2 separate regions of the Mus musculus genome follow, and region 2 is linked to region 1. Evidence: chromatin loops called from intact Hi-C (ENCODE). Cell type or tissue: heart. All regions are shown on one strand. Each heading gives the region's core, and the rest is flanking DNA. Links, peaks and the distances in the headings are about the cores only.

Evidence for each region. Hi-C counts contacts between places; a loop is a spot of excess contacts. Peaks named below come from ENCODE experiments on the same cell type or tissue, not always from the same donor. Only the 100,000 strongest peaks of a DNase experiment are listed, where the experiment ranks them.
Region 2: it touches region 1 in a loop (6-fold over the local background); 41 of 42 quality-filtered maps call a loop at or near these places.

The regions. Positions count from the first base shown.
Region 1 is chr12:35,178,171-35,188,440 of GRCm38, reverse strand. No RefSeq gene overlaps it. Among named protein-coding and RNA genes, the nearest start is that of Mir680-3, 12 kb to the left of the region's middle. In heart, for the core only: a CTCF peak has its summit at 5,556 (motif pointing right); no DNase peak of the experiment used is centred there; H3K27me3 peaks cover 914 bases.
Region 2 is chr12:34,659,923-34,670,192 of GRCm38, reverse strand. All of the region lies in intron 3 of Hdac9 (histone deacetylase 9), which reads left to right. Among named protein-coding and RNA genes, the nearest start is that of Gm46347, 120 kb to the left of the region's middle. In heart, for the core only: a CTCF peak has its summit at 8,647 (motif pointing left); a DNase peak (open chromatin) is centred at 5,222.

The DNA.
Region 1 (10,270 bases), core at 1,495-9,494:
CTATTAGAATAGAGAACGTTTTATTCAGACAACAACCCTAATTGAATGACATTCAGGAGATAGCTTAGCAATAAGCCTTTAGTCCCTTATAACAGACCATGGAGGCAGTCCCTTCTTTACCCACCTCTTCTTTATCTCTTTCTCTCTTCCCAGTGCTAAGGACAAAGCTCAGGGCCTTGTACATTCTGGGCAAGTGCTATTCCATTAAGCTATGTCTCTACCTGCCTACCCTGAAACCCCCAATTTCTATTCCAGTCAAACATATACTTCAACTAAGACTTGTGAACTGGCCATTTTCATTCGAGATTGAGAGCTGAAAGACAGCAAAGGAAAACTGAGGTAAGACAAACCAGTGAGCACACGAGGAATGATGACATCAGCCTGTGTGTATTCATCAGGGTTCTCTGGAGTCACAGAACATATATATATATAACAAATATATATATATATATATATATATATATTTACATGCTGCATTCCAACCAACCCAAAAATTGCCAGCTGTGAACGGAAAGTCTAAGAGTCTAGTAGTCCCTGCTCACTCCCACAAGGCTGAGTGTTTCAGCTAGTCTTTTGTATACTCTGGAGAACCAAAGCATAATTGGCAAAATGAGTGCAATCAAGCAAAGAAGGATCAACCCCTTCCTTCTTGTCCTTATATAGGCTCCAGCTGATGGTATGGCCCAGATTAAGGGTACTCTTCAAGATCTGAATTAAATGTGTGTGTCCATCTGGACCAAAAACATATGTCATCCCACCTCAAGCTCTGGACCAAAAATCTGTGTCTTCCAGCCTCAAGATCCATATCACAGGCATGCTTCTGGATTATAGTTCGTTCCAGATAGATAGATAGATAGATAGATAGATAGATAGATAGATAGATAGATAGATAGATAGATAGATAGATAGACAGACAAAACAAAAATCAAGAAGAAAATGAATGAATAGGGAGACAACACCACAGAAGTACAAAAAAAGAACAGGAAACACTCTCTTTTCTCTTTTCTTTTCTTTTTCTTTTCTTCTATAATTGCAACTCTCTTTTTTTATTTAAGAAAATGTCAGCTTAGTATCACTTTTTAAGCAGTGCAGTGGTGGTGGTAACAGTGGTTTCCTTTTGTTTTGCTATTGAATTGTAGGTGCATCAAACATTTTGGATATTAACTTCTTATCCAATGTATCTTGGCAAGTGCTCGCTCCCATTCTGTTTGCCTCTTTACTTGATTTGATTGTTCTTCGTACTACTTACGCAAGCAAACCTTCTAAAGTCACTCCTGAGGTCAACAGTGATCAATGACTACAAATGGCTTGCAAAGGATGGGGCAGACATCACTGAGAAATACGTGCTGCACTGGCAGAAGGGTAACTCCCAGAGATGTGTGTACAGGGAAGAGACCAAGCCAAGAGACCCAGGTTTCTCTTATCAATCAGTCTCTGCTTGCCATTGAGTCCCACGTGCACCCAAGATGTGTGCACTGTCCTCCAGGAACCTGACACGGCAAGAACACCTGTTGATGAGAAGTCATCTGGTCCTGTCTCTGGGCTGCCTACCTCCTAAGTAACAGCCCAATGACTGAAATTTTGTAGGTAGATTGGGAGAGTCTGTCTCTGGATTGTCCTCCTAGTTACTAAAGCATTATTATTTGACCGAAGTTCTGTTCTATACACTTTCTCAATTCTAGAGAATTCTTGGCAACCCCTATAGGTACCTACCACTTTGTGAAAGATAAATTAAGGAAAGCCTCATACTTGTGTCCTAAATTACTGTGCAAAAATGTATGCACCAATGTAAGTTCAAAAGAGGCAGTTACTTCCATTTCAGTTAGAATGTACTTGAGGTAGAATGCAGAAAGCACTACCTCTAAGGAGGCAGGGGAAAGTTCAAATGGTACCTACAATCATGCAGTCAGTAACATGCTGGAAACTAAACACCAGATCTGGTTTCTAGTCCAACAGCATCACACATCCACCCAAACTACACTTGTCTGGAGTGGGCTCCGACAAAACAGTGTTTAGGAAATTCACTAATTAATCCCCTCTGCTAACGAGTAATTGTAAAGGACGATAAGCTTTTATTAGTTGTGCTGAGACCCCATCCTTTCCTAACTACAGCTGCTATTCATTGTTCATGCAAGCTGTCTCACCAAGTGAGCCAACATGCCTCAAGAGGAATCAAAATCAAAGTATATAGGAGTAAACTCTCCAGCTGACACAGGTTCTTATGACCCTGGTCACTGGCTGATTGTGCATAAAAGGGTGTTCAGCATCATTAACCACCAGGGAAAGGCAAAGCAAACCACAATGACCTCACACCTGTCAGATAGGTCATTGTCAAACGTTTACAGGCTACTGGGGGTTGGCGAGGAGGTAGAAGTAAGACTGTCCTTCAGTGCCATTTCTTGGAACAGAAACTGGGATAGCCATTATAGGAAGCCTATAAGGATTACAATTAAGATAGAGCTTTCTCACAGAGCCCAGTAATCTCCTTGTTGCATATCCATTCACTATCTCCAGGAGACAACTGTACTTCCTTAGTCATGGCAATGTTATGCACAGCTAAAATATGGAAATATAAATGAATGCACATATGTCTATGTATATACAGGTATATAGTTAGGCATATATACATGGATGTCTATACATATGTACAAATATAGAATTTGCCTACCATGACTCCAAGGCTTCCAAACTTTCAGTTATAAAAGAATAAATGCTGCAGATGGAATTAAGAGGAAGGGGGTAAGAGGAGAAAGATGGTATAGGAGGGGGATTTCTCAACACAGAATCTATACCTGTAAGACCTTTTAGAAAAGAAGACAGGAAATCAATGTAAGTGACCATTGGTAGGTGATAAAATCAATGAAATATCTATAGACTTGAGAGAGACAGAGAATAAGTTCTGGAGGTTTCACGCACACCCGGCTGACTGCAAAAGCAAGTATACATCCCATAGTTCATATTCACTAAAGCAGAAGCACAAAGTAATTATGTGAGACAATAAATGTGCTAATTAGCTTGATTAAAGCAATCATTTCACAATGTATAGCGTCAAAACTTCACTTTGTAGACATATATTGGCCAGCAAAATAGCTCAGTGGTGAGGGCACTTGCCACCAACCTGAGTTGAATCTCCAAGAACCCATGTAATGGAAGGAGAAAAATTGGTTGCTACAGGTAGTGACTTCTGACCTCCATGTGTGCACTGTAGCACATGTCTACCCCTCCTCCCCAAACATATGCACATACGCTATACCCACGTATAACTAACTAAATAGATAATTTTAAAATATATTTTGTTGTCTCAACCATAGTTCAACAAAGCCAAAAAATTAAAACTAAAGCAGAGAAATAGCAACTCATCCAATGTCAGTAGAAGAAAAAGAGCTGAAACATACACAGTACAACATGTAATGATAGGAGGTGATCCTGATGTATACTTGGATGCATTTAGAAAATGTGTATACAAAACCTTTGCCTCCTCCTGTAACAACCCCGATGTCACAATACACAGACTCAGCAGCAGCAGAACTCGAATGACCCATCCCTCTCGCTCCTAACCTAGCCATGCTGCAGGAGCCATCCCTGTTCGCTCTAACTTAATCATGCTGCAAGACCCATCTCTCTGGCTCCTAACTAAGCTGTGCTGTGGGTTCATCTTTTGGTTAACAAGAACAACAGTAACAACAACAAACACAGAAAGCAGCTTGAGAGAAGCTTTGCTGGGTCTGTGCTCATGTTTGCCTTGCTTCTGGGCCTCAGCACAGAACATCTAGGCAGGGAGCATGCCGTAGAGCATAGGATAGGGTCTCACCCTAGACAGACAAGTGGGCGATGGGGAGGAAGGGTTGGGGGCCCAAACACACCCTCATTCCCTCCAAGGACATCCTTTCCCCCAGACACACCCTTTGGGCAACTAGGATGCATTTCCCAGCAGCCCATTCAGCTATGTGATCTAAACAGCTCTCAACAGCACCATCAGCTGGAGAGTAAGTTTCCCACACATGAGCCTTCTGGACAGATGCGCCCATGCAGACTTGTAGCAAATGGCCAGCTCTGTTCTGCAGCGAGTGCCCTGCACGGGCATAGAGACAACAAACTAAGACATTCATTCTGTCTCAGACCTGAGTAAGTGAAGCACACAGGTAAGTTTATAAAATGACCCCCCAAGGCTGAGAAAGGCGAAAATGAACATATATAATAAATAAAAGAGGGAAAAGCAACCCTTCAACATTGCATCTGCCAATGAGCAATTTGCAAACACAGTCCGCTGCACTAATCACCTCATTGTGGTAAAGTAAGCACCTTGCTCTCTGACCCGAGGAATAAGATGGAAGTGAGAAAGAAGTGGAGCATGAGGCGTGGGTACCAACGGCGGATGGCGCTGTTTTACATATTGAAGGTGGGTGTGTGTTAGGCAGGAATAATCCCTACTGTCCAAACTCTATATTCAATTGACTTACTAGTTTCATAACATTTCAAAGTGAAAAAAAAAAAAAGATTGTTCTGTTTTGTTTTTTTTTTTTTTTTGGGGGGGGGGGAGTGTTTTGCTATTTTCCTAAGGCTGGTCTCCAGCTCCTCCTGCCTCAGACACTTTGAGTCCTAGGGTGCTAAGCACGTGCCATCACAGTCGGCTGACAATAAGACAAACCACATAAACAAAAACAATGGCTCAGCAAGCAAAGGCAAGGAGGCTTACCACAGAGCCTGACACAAAGTGGATCCGAGGGACACACATGGTGGGAGAGAGAACCAATTCAGAAAGCTGTCCTTCCCCACTGGTGGCCATGTGACGTCCGTCTCACCCAACCCCCTTACACACATAAACGAGCGTCAACAACAAAACCTCTTTTAATGGTCAAGTTAAGTCCCGACCTATCAGAAAGACAGAAAGGTTACCTAAGCGACCTTTTAAAGCTTGTCACATTCTGCCCTGAGAACAAGTCTGTCCTGGGTGCAAGGACCATGATTTACAGTCACGTGTTTTGATGCTGCTTGGTCTCTGGGCCTCTGGTTTCACGAGCCCTAAAGCGGTGATTCTCAACCTGTGGGTCACGACCCCTTTGGGGAGGATCACATGTCAGATATTTATATTACATTTCATAACAGTAGCAAACTTATAAAAGCCAAGAAATAATTTTATATTTGGGGTCACCACAACACGAGGAACTGTACTAAAGGGTTTGCAGCGTTAGGAAGGTTGAGAACTACTGCCCTAAATGAAGCTAAGAGTCGCACCCATTCTCTCAGAGTCTTCCCTTTTCTCCTGCTGTGGGAGCGCTCTTGCCGGAGACAAAGCCATAGCTGATGTTTAGTCACATTTTGTGCGACACATCCAAGATTTAGAAATCTAAGCAATATTAACACTGGGAGCAGAAAGGGGAAAGAGATTGTGACTGTGAACACATAGGAATGTTCTGGATCTGAGCTGACTATCGGAGTCACTGTGAAAACTTGTGTTGGCAATATGTGAAAGACCAAGGTGTTTCCAAACTTTAGGTTTCCATTGGGAACAGACCAAGCCATTACACTGAGTTGTCTTTTTCGATTTGGCCACTAGAGGGGGGTGCTGCTTAACAGTTGGAGCCTTCCGGTGTAAGGGACAGTAGAAGGCTAGCTGGCTCCCTCAACTGTTTATCCCAGCACAGGCCAAAAACTAAGAATCTTAGTTTTCAGTTATGGTGAGCCCCTGTCACTTTGTAAAGAAAATCTGAGCAAAAGGTAATTTTTGTCTTCTTTGAAACTCATAGAATGAAACCAGCTATGCCACAAATTCTCCCTCACTCTCAAGCCCCGGCCCTGCCTGGAAAAGATGGCTATTTAAACGAGAGTGCTCATTGCTGTTCTAATACCTATTTTTCGAATTTTGAAAGTTGTCCTACTTCATAAGAGACAGGAAATACTTAAGACAGATTCCCTGGAGCATTACAGGGTATGTAGACATCTAAGGTATATTTCATAGAAGAAACTTATATAACAGTTTGGGTAAAAGAAAAGCCATTCATTTAACTTCAGAATTACAATGACTAAAACCTGAAGGAAAAGGATTTCCAAAATGATTATTTGGGAGGAAAAAATGTTTTTGTGTGTCTTTCCTACAGTGTAATAGCACAGAGGGCTCCTTGCTATACCTGCACTGAAGAAATGCGAATCAGAGATGTACAACTCAAAGGAGATGAAGCACTCACGTGACCTGGATTATTCTCTCAAACTTCTTTATGCCACAAAGTAATTTGAGAACAAATTCTTGAGGAAAACTCCACTCAAAATGAAAGTTAATTCTTAGACAAAATATAATATTCTCACTAAAATTTTAACACTCCACTTGTAATAGCATCAAAGCCAATATGGACATTTTAAGTAGAAAAAAGTCTGCTAAGGGCTGTGGAGAGAGCTGAGTCAGTAAAGTGCTTGAACAGGCGTGAGGGCTTGAGTCGGAGCCCCAGTATCCACCTAAAGTGCTGGTGTGGTAGCAGGTAGGAGTAGTCTCACGGGCTGGGGAGGCAGAGATAGCAGGAGGCCTGGGGCTGGTTGTGCAGCCAGCCTACACAAATTGGTGAGTCCCAGGTCTCAGTAAGAAAGTCTGTCTCAAAAACAAAGTGCAAGGCCTGGAAGATGAGTTCAGTGGGTAAGAGCATTGCTGAGCAAACTGCAGGACTTGAGGACCTGAGCTCAAATCTCCAGCACACACGTTCAAAACAAAACGAACAAACAAACAAACAAACAAAACCTGGAGGTCATATGTCTGTGACCTCTGGGATTGGAGTGCATACAGGGAGATCTTGGGAGATTTCTATAGAGCCAGGTTAGCCAGGTCAGTGGGCTCCCACTTCTCAAAGCAATAATGTAAGGAGTGATAGAAAATACAACCAGCTTGCTCTTGCTTCCATGTGTATGCATATACACATACACACACACACACACACACACACACACACACACACACACACACACGTACCACACATACACCACGAATGCATACACATACCATTCCCCACATACAAATAACTTCTTTAAAATGTGTGTGGTGAGCATGCACACCTGCATACTTATAGGAAAAAAAAAAGAGGGCACTGGGTTTCTTCTATCGGCCTCCACCTATTCCATTGAGGCAATAACTCTGAAGAAACCTAAAGACATAGGAAGTCTCTGTGTAACCCTGGGGTTCATTTCCTCAGCTAGCCTAAAAGCCAACAAACCCCAGATCCTCTTGACTCCACCCCTGCTTGTAACTGGGGTCACATGTATGCAGCTGATACTCAGGGATTTGAGGCTCTGGGATCAAATACTCTGGTCTTTGAGGTTGTACAGCAAGAACTTTAACCCCTGAGAGCTTTTGATCCCTCTACAATGTCTTATTTTCAAGTGGGTGACTCTGAAGGAATGGCACTTAAGATTATCTTCCTATCTCTACAAACATGCCCACAATATGTGTGTGCATACCTGCACACACAAAATCACACCATACACACATGCATGTAAGATAAATAAAATCTGCTAGATGTGTGCGCTGAGGATTATAACATAGCATTGAAAGACACGAAGGAAACCAAAAGAAGTAGGAAGGAATTTCAGGTTCACATACTCGAAGACATTTGCTAAGATCTTACAAACTGGTAAAAACCATTAGGTATCCTAAGGTGACCTCCAGATTCAACCCTGTTCCTACCCATACCCAACTCTCAGTTAGTTATTGCTTTCAGAGGCGCTACAGATATTCAACACTTAGTAGTCAGACACAGGACAACGGAGCTGATCATAACACAACTTTACAGTTCAGTGCAGAGCCGCACTGATCCATCTGTACAATATAGGCACAGACATGCGCAGAGATAAATAGAGCAAAGAGTCCAGCAATAAATCTGAGCATTTATGATCGATTGGTCTATGACAAGCATCCCAAGATATCACAACAGAAGAGAGCTTTCGACAAATGCAGCTGAGACAACTGCTATCCATGGACAAAAGAATGTTCCCATCACAAAAATGTAAGTGAGAATGGATGAGAACACAATGGCTGAATGTACAGGAGGACAAAACATCTGGCTGGGAAGTGCTGCTGGAAACAGCCCAACTTTGAATTAAGCAATAGTTTCTTACGTGTGACAGAGAAAACAAGAGGAACAAATACAAAAATGGGTATTGACCAAAATTAAATTCATATGCACTATGAAATGAACTATTAGGAAAAAAGTTTTTAAAAGACTACCTACAGAGTTGGAGACAATACTTAAAATGTGTATGAGTCTACTACCTAGAATCTAGAAAGAACTAGACACAGAGAGTAGGGAAGCAATGATGATTTTGACATTGGGCAAGAGTTTGAAATCGTGACCAGCGAGCTTGAAAAGACATTCAATATCCTTACTCATCAGTGAAAATATAAGTGGGGTACCACTTGCTCCCCACCAGGATGGTGTGCTAAGGCATACATGCTTGAAAAATGCATAGAGGAGCGAAACTTATACACTGCTGATGGGAATGTCATATCCTTTACAAAGCAGTTTTCCAGCACTGGGGTCAGAGGTGGGGGCAGGGGGCTGAACCCAACAATCCCGTTCCTCAGAGGACTGGGGCAGCTGATGACTGAGAGTGAACGCGGGATAATAGGAAATAAGCAGATACAAATCCTTGCAGGTGAACTGGTGCACAGGTGCCCACGGTGGCGTTGCCATGGTCCCCAGCATCTAAATGGCCTCAATGGACATGGAAGAACATGTGGTGAATTAAACATGAAACAAGCCCATACAGCCAGGAAAGAGAATAATTCAGGGGTCAAGCTTTTTAGCTTCCATGTAAACGTATATAACTATCCCTAATCATTTTTGTCTTCCCATGAGAAAAGTTACCATTTGGAAATACTTAAGAAGTGTGTGTGTGTGTGTGTGTGTGTGTGTGTGTGTGTGTGTGTGTGTGTGTTTACTGAATAAAACTGAGTTGATTTTCTTTTACTTCATTTTACAATCCTTATAGATGCTAATGTATACTTTAAAAATCCAGTCCGTTAAGCTTGCTAGTATGTAATGACACTTACAGGCAAGTTGCTGTGAAAAAATTAAATAGCAAAAACCCCAGTGGGGCAGGCAGAAGACAAGTGTCAAACCACTGGGTTCTCTTGTCAATAATATACTTGCTGGCAGCAGTCTGAAAAACTGGCTCAGAGGAGTAGACATCTGAGATGCTGAGGTCCACTACATCACCTTGCCTGTCTAAAGCTAAGGAGAGTTATAAAACTTCCATACAGCCCGGGTTTTGAAGCAGCCAATTTGAAAGCACCTTTGCTGACGGCACTCACTGGCTGTGGACAGTGGCTCTTGCTGCAGCTTCTTCCTATCCAGCCTGGCAGACTAACAGTGATCTCAAAAGGTGAATAGAGCTGGAACCCAGGTGAGGACATCCTCCAGGCAAAAACTTGCCTGTGCCCCACAACCACCGCGTCTAGTGCTTCCTCATTAAACAGGTCCCCGAGCTAAGTAGCAGCCTAACGTGCTCAGGGAGGAAATGAGACCGGAGAAGACAGAATCCCTCTGTCAATCTATCCCACTGGATTGTACAGTATGTTGTTATTACCAATGGATTGTACAGTATGTTGTTATTACCAATATGGAGGACCAATATAGACTTCGAAGGAAGCAGTTTGATGGCCTTTCTCATACTCTCCCACAACTGGTCCAGATGGAGAGCACCCCTTTTGACCCCCAAAGCTTGTCACCACTCCTGCAAAGGTACCATGCTCTGGTCTCCAACATTGTAACTTTTACTTTGCTTTAAACTTGAAATGGGGCATCGAGATGGAGCACTTGCCACACCCATGCAAAGGCCTGGGTTTGATCTCCAGCGTGGCGAAAACACCCAGAGGCACTCATGTGCCCTATTTGTATTTGTCACTTTTGCCAAGTACTAAGGTTCCTCTAAATCCATCTGCATGGTGAGCAAGGTTGTTGCTATGGACATGGGATGATGCTTCCTGCACCCTGAACAGCACATTTCACTTCAGTTCCTCTCTCTATAACTCTTCTCCAGGCTGATGCAACTCTACACATTTGCTAAGTAGTTTCTGTTGAATAAACTGTGTTCATGTATCTTCATGTTTCTCATTCCTCTCGTTTAAGATCTGTTACGGTGTTCACACATCAAGGTAATCGTCATAACTAGGAGTGCAAATGTGTTTTGGTTCAAGGATCCAAGGCAGTCCTTCTTTGCTTGTGTAGGTCTGTCTCTTTATAGGGGTCCAACCCCAGATCCCTTGACTCCAAAGTTGCCCTTAGCACAC
Region 2 (10,270 bases), core at 1,423-9,422, 520 kb after region 1:
TTCAGAATTAGGTCTTAACTACTATTCATTAATTTTTTATAGGCTGTGTCTTCATTCAAACTCAGATTAAATGCTTTTAAAATACTAAAGAGAAGAAGTAACTGTGAAGTACTGATTTTATCTACCTGATTGCAGTAACTGTGTCATTATATATGTGTCAGAATGCCATATCATATACCTTACATTCATACAAATGCAAAGAAACATAATGGAATGAAATCATTAGAATTCTAGTCTTTTCTCAGAATCGCTTTTATTCCAGATTTAAAGGAATTTTGTTTTCCTTTCCAACTGTTTCAAGATTTTACCATTCGTTTTTCTGTATGTGACTTCTATTGGTGGTGGTGGAGGGTGGTTCTTAAAGATTATGTTTATGATAGTGGAATCCCTTCTAAATTTATTGTATTTGTTTTTATAATACATATTATGATATATAAAACTATAATCATAAGTAAATAGTTTTGTTCTCTTTAAAGAATTTTATTCTGTCAATGAGTTTTATATAAATGTGATGAGATAGTGCCATTCAGTTCTTGTTTGTCCTTGCTGATTTCTTGTATACTGTTTTTTGTCCAAATAATTTTTAAAATTGTATTGAAAACATAAATATTTAAGGTTGCTATGTCCTCTTCATAAACTAACCACTTTACTATTAGGAAATGGCAATCTTTATCATTACAAATATTATTTGCTTCAGAATCTGTTGATTAGTATTAACATTTATTTCTTTTATGTTTCTTTCCTTTTAACTCATTTGTGTTATTATATTTATTGTAAATATATAGATTGTAGTTTTAAGTCAAATATACCAGTCTTAGCCTTTTAGTTAATATAGTTAGACTACTTATATTTAAAGTGTTTCTCTTATAAGGTGAGACTCAAATTTATTTCCCAGTTTTCTGACCTACTCTGTATTTACCTTTTACTTTTGAACCTTATTTTGGATAAATTTAAAGCAGTTTTATTACCATATATTAATTATACAAAATAATCTTTATTGTGACATTTAATATATGCACATAATTAGTTATAAAACCCCCATTACCCTCCTTTTATACTCTCTATTTGATCTATTTTTATTTGCCAGTCTTACTTGTGTTCCATCTGTGTGTGTATGCATGTTTGCTCTCATGTGGCTTGTCCATGTGTGTGCTTCTACATGTGTACATGTATAAGCACGTGTGAAGGCTAGAGGACAACTTTATATGTCATTCATCATGCGTCTTCCACCATGTTTTTTGAAGCATAGCCATTCTTTGCCCTGGAGCTCACCGGGTAGGTAAGGACACGGTGTAGAAGTTGTCAGGGATCCAACTGTCTCTGTAGTTCTCTATGAATATGAGCCATACCCAGCTATCTCAGGAGTCTAGATGTCCTGCAGTTCCTTGTGGATATTAGCACATGAACCGTATCCAGCTTTTTGACATAGGTTATGGAGATCAAGCAGGTTCTAATGCTTGTATGAAAATGTGTTCCTTCCTCAGAATAATTATTTCTTCTAAATGATTTCATTTTCTTTTTTATGTGTGTCTACAGCTTGGTTGTCACTTTAGGAGTTATAATCTCTCTCTTTAATTTACTACTGTGCATCCTTCAGTGACATGATCACTCATCTACTCTAACATGAGAACTTGTCCAAAACTATGCCTGGATCGCTCCCTTTTCTTCTTCCTTCCTTCCTTCCTTCCTTCCTTCCTTCCTTCCTTCCTTCCTTCCTTCCTTCCTTCCTTCCTTCCTTTCTCTCTTTCTCCTCTTTCTCCTCTTTCTCTTTCTTTCTTTTTTTTCCTAATGCCATACATTTTATTTTTGATTTAATTATAAATTTTATACACATTATTATGAGTTTTGGTAAAAAATTCTGTTCAAATTTATAATTTGGTCTTGTCTTTTCTTCAAATATTTCTGAACATTTTATCTTTTAAGTATTTTATTTTGTGCATGTGGATATTTCACCTGCAGATATATCTATGCACCATAGGATGCATAGTGTATGCACTGTGTGTATGTAGTATCTGCAGAACAGGGAAGAGTGTCAAAACCTCTGACAGGAGTCACAGCTCTGTGTGAGCCAGTGTGTGGGTGCTGGTAACCTAAATATTACTTCCTACCACTTGAAGGCTTAGAATGAAGGCTCTTTGTACAACCTGAGACCTGGAATGTTTTCTCATATGGACGAAGCTCTTTTTTGTCTAAGACTTTCATTTCCCTTCCTCGCTGTGTCATGTCCGTAGTTTCTGCACTGTGTCTTCAAGTCTGGTCCTCTTTCATCCCTGGCTACATCTAACAGTGGTTGATTTATCCAATGTGTTTTCCACCTGACCCATTATCGTTTCCATCTTTAGATATTTTCCTTGGTTCTTTTTAATGCCTTTCATTTCACTACTTTATTTTTTCAACCAACAGGATACACTTACATCACTATTTAAAGGTTTAGTTTTTCCAGTTAGTTTTAGCACCTCTGTGTTGGGAGCCTGTTTTGATGTTTCTTTTTCTTTTCCTTTTCCGTTTTTTTTTTCTCTTTAAATTTTTTCCTTCCTTTTTTTTGGAGTTATAATTTCCTGCTTCTTTTATGACTGGTAAGTTTATAAAAATTATATTTAGAATGATACAAGGTTAACCTTCGATGCTGATGCTTAGCAGTCCTGTTAGGCAGGGTGAGCTTAGTTCTGTCCTGAGCTTAGTTTTTCTGCCAAGGGCAACCCTTCCGTTTATTTTAGTCACATCTTAGGATGGGCACCTTTTCCTCTCTCTGGTAGTACCAGTTCTTTGTGGCATCTTGGATCCTCAGGAACTGCCATGCCAGTTTTCTCTGGGATGTTTCTGCTCCCCCTGCTAACGAGCACCTTGCTGCTGCCTGTTGCTTTATGTTTGGGCTTTTTGTTTTTCACTTGCCTCTGTCTCTGACTGTCTTTGTTTATAGGAGTCTGCTGAGGGCTGTTGGTTTCCACTTGCTGACGAATATTTCAGTGCATCAGATTAGAACTATGTGTCATATAAAATTGATAACTGTATCTATGTAGCCAGTATCCATTCTCTTAAAAATTATACTTTAAATGATTTCTCTATTTTTCCATTGTTTAAAGTAGAATGGAAAAAAGGTTAGTGATCCTAAGTAGACAGTGAAGACTTCTGACTGATGACCACTTTTGTATTGTAAGAATAAGGTTCTATCTGCCATTCTCTTCTGTGATGTGTGATGTCAGGAAACTGAGTTATTTCATCCCTACCCTTCTATTCTCTCATCTATAAAATATCTATTATAGTTATGCTTTCTCTCATTTCCAATTTCAAGAACACTATAAAGCTCTGGATGAATACATATAACTATTTATATATTCCTCTCTTTATAATGTTGTGTTTTATCATTATTTTAGGGGGTAAACTGAAGAGCTTTCTTACTCCAAAATGTATATCTACTTCATTGAACTTCTGTTTCTATTAAATAATCTAAATGTTTATACAGAACAGGAGAGAAAGACCATATGTCTTTATATAAAGACAGCAAATATTTTTTTCTGTTGTTAATGTTTCTATTTTGTTTGTTTCTTCATTTATTTCTAAAACAGAGTGTAACTATGTGACCCAACCTGCCTTTGTGCCTGATATGTTCAGCTCTGCTGAAATCCATGTTCACTTTAAACACAAGGTTGTTCAGAAAGTGCTGTTCACAGTAAAGTAAGAGCAGGGAGTCCCAGGTACCCATGCAGATTGGTCTTGCTGCTCATAGCTCTACTGTACTTGCATTTCAGAAATCTACAAGAAAGGAATTGCATGTTTGACCATGACTACCTGAAGCTTTTTAGAGGTAGCAAGTGCATTTAAACAGATTTACATGCTATACCATAAATATGTGCACCAAAATATTACAATACACCCCATAATAACTATAATTTTATAACTTCATGTGTCAGTATTTGTCTTAAAACTGCATTTAAATTCAAATAAAGTAGACTATGTTTAACATTTTAAAAAAAAGATTTATTTCTTTATTTTATGTGTATGAGTACACCATTGCTCTCTTCAGACACAGCAGAAGAGGGCATCAGATCCCATTATGGATGGTTGTGAGCCACCATGTGGTTTCTGGGAATTGAACTCAGGATCCCCAGAAGAGCAGTCGGTGCTCTCAACAGCTGAGCCATCTCTCCAGCCCTAACTTTTTTAAAGATCTAGAAAAATATAAAAAAGAAATAAATTTCTACCTTGTTTTATACCTCTTTTCCTGTCTCTACATTTTTTCATTTGATTCAAGCAAAGTGATTTAATGTATATTTGATCTATACTATATCTCCTTTTTCTTAAGGAAAAATTTTTCCTCAGTAAGTTAACAGTTTTATATGTATTTATTTTTACTAAGATGAATCATAGTTTTATTTTACTAAAAGTGGGAAAATATTGTGTTTATCTTCATGAGCCTACTAATCCGATAAACAGTTTAATATGGTCTAAAAATTGGTCAGAGCAACCCTATTTTATTCAGTTAACTATTGAATCGAGTCCTGACCAAATTCCGTGTGTATTTTCTAGAACTTCTGCATCAGAATATCTTTGAATAGGAAGGATCTGAACAGGGTTCCATCCTAGAGAAGGCCAGGTCAGAAAGCAACTGAGTGTACTCGCCCTGGCCTGTGTCCTGAAGATGTGGACAGTAGGGTTTTAATCAGATACTTAGGTAATTCCCCCATCTGAAAAGGTACTCTTCTTAAAGTCAGAATTCCTGTTTTGTAGACTGTATCCATTCTGTAATTTCACTTTTTGTAGAATGCACATGCCATGTTGAGTTGAAACTGTATATACAGGAACACATTTATTCTGTTGCTGGATATCTTTGCTGGCCTCTTTATTGTTCTCAGAAATGTCTCCTTCCTGTGTGTGGAAGTTGTTAATTCTTGCAGATCAGGCTAATCCTTCGTCCCTCTCATGTGTTAGAACAGGGTCTGATTCAGAGGCTGTAGACAACAGGAGGTTAAAGCCAGCGCCCTCTCCCTATAAGAATTACTGGGTTAGCAGAGAAGCACCTCTTAGTTTATTGTACTCTGGGACTTTTCATAGAAAGAGGTGAATATGTTCTTCTCAAGATGAATGCATCAGGTCATTTTTTTTCTTTTTCCTCTCAGGCTAAAATGTTCTATCAGCCCCTTGTTTTGACCTTATAACCATCACCTGTCTCAGCCCATCTTTCCTGATTGGTGCGTCATTCAGCCTGTTCCTTCACTTATGTTTTGAGGATTTGACTCCCCCTGGTGGCTCCTGGCGTCATGAGTCAGGGCTTCTTTTCACTTAGGGTTCTCTTAAAAAGGCTCAAAGAGCAGCGTTCATGTTCCAAATGCTGCAGCAATCTCTTGAGACTTAAGGTAGGTTTTCCAAAGTTTTTAGGAAGTCATTTCCCCTCTAAGAGTTTGCCAAAGGAGACTAGAGTAGACCAATGCTAATTTCGTACATACAGAAGAGACATTCTGAGTTCGTGAATACTAAACGTAATTGGTTTAATTACAAATCATTTGCTAAAAAAAGTTATGTTCTCATCCATAATTAAGAAAGTTTCTTTCATCCTCCTAAAATAGCAGTAATTGTGTTATAAAAAAGGAAACGAAAATGTTTGCATCGAAAAAGAATCCATAAAATGTTTGAAATTGATAGTTTGATGTGGCAATACATTAAATGAGATGATTTCAAAATACATTTAATTTGACAGCGCTCAGAGACAGGCAGTCCTCATCAGCATTCTTCTTTGTGGCTGCTTCAACATAAAAGAATTGTGGCCATTTAGATCTCAGAAATTGTCACTTTCTGTTTTAACTTTTATAGCCCTGCATTTATTTGAAGTGTCAACTTCTATCTCTCATTTTTCTTTTCCTTTCTACCATTAAGTTGAATTAAAGAATGGGTGTGAATGTCTTACGAAGACCCTTCTCTTTAGTTTGAAGAAGAGTTTGTTCTTTCTCTTGTCGTGAAAATGCCTTTTTCATTTAAATTAGAAATAGAACATTGGATAGACTCTTAACAAACTGTCCTATCTAAAAACGTTAGATGATTGCTTCTTATTAGCAATAGTTAATGGAGTTATTTTCCTACCTGCATTTGAAAAGGACCTGCTAACATTCATTGCAATCTCACAGCAAGAGCAGGTTGAAGTTTCCCATTGTTATCTGGGAACCCAGAGGTAAGAGTTCGGGGCTTTGATTTGTTAGGTCTCTTCTGCTTTTGTTTGTTTGTTTGTTTTTTGCGTCCTGAGTCACTCATTTGGTGTCTCTTCCTGTTTTTCAAAGTCTCCCCAATTTCTGTTAACTGATGGGCTGCTGTGTTTTACATGTGTGCCACCCAATAGGACATGACTTAGCCTCCTCCCAGTGGCTTTGGAGGAAGGCAAGGGATGTGGGATGTCCTCAGATCACCAGGGCATATCTCCTAGAAGGTTGTGATACCTCTGTCTCTCAGGATTTCTGCTGCTGGTCCCTGTATTTCCTGCAACACCTGCTCCTTGGAAAGTTGTCCTGGAAACTCTCTCTTTTTTTTTTTTTCTTTTTGTTTTGACTTTTCTCTTTTTTTCATTTTATTAGATATTTTCTTTATTTACATGTCAAATTTTTATCCCCTTTCCTCATTTCCCCTCCGAATACCCCACTAGCCCATTCCCCCTCCCCATGCTCACTAAACCACCCATTTCCACTTCCCTGTCCTGACATTCCCCTACACTGTGGCATCGAGCCTTCACAAGGCCAAGGACCTCTCCTCCCATTGATTCCAGACAAGGCCATCCTCTGATACATATATGGCTGAAGCCTTGAGTCACTCCATGTGTACTCTTTGGTTGATGGTTTAGTCCCTGGGAGGTCTGGGGGTACTGGTTGGTTCATATTGTTGTTCCTGCTATGGGGCTGCAAACTCCTTCAGTTCCTTGAGTTCTTCCTCTAGCTCCTCCACTGGGGACCCTGTGCTCAGTCTAATGGATGGCTGTGAACTTCCACTTCTGTATTTGTCAGGCACTGGCAGAGCCTCTCAGGAGACAGCTATATCAGGCTACTGTCAGCAAGCACTTGTTGGCATCCACAATAGTGTCTGGGTTTGGTAACTGTATATGGGATGGATCACCAGGCAGGACAGTCACTGGATGGCCTTTCCTTCAGTCTCTGCTCCGAACTCTGTCTTTATATCTCCTCTCATAGGCTTTTCTAAGAAGGACTGAAGCATCCACACTTTGGTCTTCCTTTTTCTTGAGCTTCATGTGGTCTGTGAATTGTATCTTGGGTATTCTGAACATCTGGGCTAATATCCAGTTATCAGTGAGTGCATACCATGTAGGCCCAAGAACTAGGGCTGATCTCTCTTTACTTCAGAACTGCTAGCTTTTTATAATTTGTCTTGGCTACTTTGTTGTGATAACATACTAGACTAACATAGGGGGAATTCATGTGAGAGTCTGTGACAAATCATAATAGGATCCCTCTTAGGAAAGTTAATTTTCTTTTTAACATCTTACCATAGGCAGGAGGGTTAAAAACAAAACCAAAAACAAACAAAACCTATAGCTCATATTTGCTCTCTGTATCATACTGACTAAATGTTTTATACTGCTTCTTTATAGAGCAAACTAAACAGAGTAATTCACCATGTTAGTGCAATGCCCCCCGCCCCCCAGGCCAGTCCCAGTTAACAGCACTACAAAGTCTTTGCTCCACCCGACAATTGCCAGAATACACAGCTGTGAGTATTTTAAACACATATTAAAAAGTTTCCAAATGAAGATGGTTTCCCCTCTCTTCCCAGAAAGGAAAGGAAAATGAGCAGTCGCCGGTCACACTTTTTGCTCGGTTGCTAAGCCATAAAATACTGAGTAAGATGCCCTGACACTATGACAATCTGAACAGGACTTTTTGAGGATGCTTAGCCAGGGGTCACTTTATAAGACTGTATAGGGATGGTCTGTCTTTAAGCGTCCTTCGGTAGACATTGACACGAAATGTAATGGAAAAGGAAGTCCAACAGCTTCCATGTGAATTGTGCTTACTCTTATTCTGCTCAAATAATCGTGGATCTAAAGCAGCCGTTCTCAACCGTTCCAATGCTGTGACCCTTTTATATAGTTCCTCATGTTGTGACCCCCAACCATAGAATTATTTTTATTGTTACTTCATAGCTATAATTTTGCTACTTATGAACCATAATGTAGCTATTTAATATGTAGGATATCTGTTATGAGGATCCTGTGAAAAAAGTTGTTTTACCCCCATTGGTTTGCAACCCACAGGCTGAAAACCACTAATCTACTCAAAGCTGATTCACTGAAAACATTTTTAAGTTAGTAATTCACAGCCTTCTCTATTTATTTTTCAAATAGGACCCTAAGTATGTGATTTTGAGACAAGTGAAGGGTTAAAAGGCCAAACATTTTGACTCTTTCTTTCTAAAATGGAACTAGGTGAGATAGGAGGATAAAAAAAAAGCCACAGGTGCACTTTACTAAGTCTCAAAATTTTCAATGAGAATCTCCTGGGTTATTTGTTAGAGCATAGCATTTCTGTGCTGGTGGATCAAAAAAAGATGACTCCTCTAGTGGTTTATGGTCTATGTATACAGCACTGCCCCTTGCTGTTTTGTTTTAGTGTGTATATGTGTACATGTGTACAACACTGCCCCTTGGTGGCTTATGTGTCCATGTGTACAATACTGATCCTTGCTTTTGTGTCTAAATATACACAGCACCACCCTTTTATTATTTATATATTCTGTTCATAGTATTGAGTCTTGATGGCTTATGTTTCAATGTACACAACACTGCTCTTTGTTGCACTGTGTGTCCACATGCACAGCATTGCCCCTTTTTGGCCCATGGTTTTTGCACAATATTGTCCCTGGTTCTTGCTGGTTTATGTATCTATGTGCTAAGTCTGTTGCTGGTGGTTTATATGTCCATGTGCACAGCACACATTTTGCTGGTATTTCTGTCCATGTACCCAATATACTGACCCTTAATTGTTTTGTAAAGATCATTTTTCTCTCTCGTAAGTCAGCCATTCACTATAAATAATGTGCGCAGCTCCCTTGGTCTTCTCTGAGACACTAGAGAACCATCATGTGTGTGAGTATGAATCTTAGAATGCAAATAAAATGCTCCCTATATAGCAGGCCTGGCTATTGTCTCTGAGCAGAAGCTATAGTATAGACACAGGATAATGCTCATTCAGTGGGTTTCCCCCTTCCTGTCACATTACCACTCTGCATTTTGCTTTTATGGCAAATTGGATTTATAAATGTCTGCAATTATAAAACATATCTTTAATTCAGTGACTTCAGGGTGATTTCTGTCTTCTCTTTTCATTTCATTGAATCTTATATCAAGTTAAAGCTGACTTGAGAAGCAGGCTTGGGCAAAGTGCAATTTTGCATAATTGGATTCTATGGGAAAGATGAATCTAGAAACCAAGTGTGCAGCACGTTCCCTGCATTCTTGTTAAGTAACCTTTAGCAGCTCTCGGTGGAAATGCCTCAGTGGTTTTTCTCCATCTTCAGCTGGGCAGCTACAGGTCTCCATCTCTATTAACCCCTGGCTTTCCTTTTGGTGTCTGTCTTTCTGAGTGTCTTGTTCTCCTCCTGCCTTTCTGCCTTATGTTAAGCTACTTTGCAACATAATAAGTTAATGGTGTTTAGAATTACTTTGGAGATAAGGAGATGACTTTTTATGCATGTGTTCAGAAATGGGTGTTTTGAGTATGTTTCATTGTGGCAGGGGTGGGGGGAGGAGGGGAGGGGCTGGGGAGGTTTCCTTCCAAAGCAAAAAAGGGAAAAATGTAAGTTTCCCAGAAGTAAAGGTCAAGAGACATGGAACAACTATTTTATTATTTGCTTTCAAAACAGAGAGAGTATGATTTATGTCAGCTAGAAGCTTATGTCATAGTTGTGCAGGTGCTGCTGTGGAGTGTGACCCCCCTCTAATCCCCATAACGACACCGGGCATTGACCACATTAGCTTTGTAGTTACCGACGACTGCCTTCCCCGGGGCCTTCTGGTTTCTAAATCCAGCCACCTGGCTAGCAGGCCAGCCAGTGCTTGATGCAAGAACATTGTTTTCTCAGTATAGCCTGAAATTCATTTTGTGTATTTTGTGTACATGGCTTTTATGTGACTGTTTATGATGATACCTCTGTGGTTCCATTGGAAGTCACCAGGCATATTGTCTTCCTCCTTCCTTTGTTAAGAGATACATCATCACAATTACTAAAAGTGATGATGGTTTATATATATATATATATATATACACACACACACACA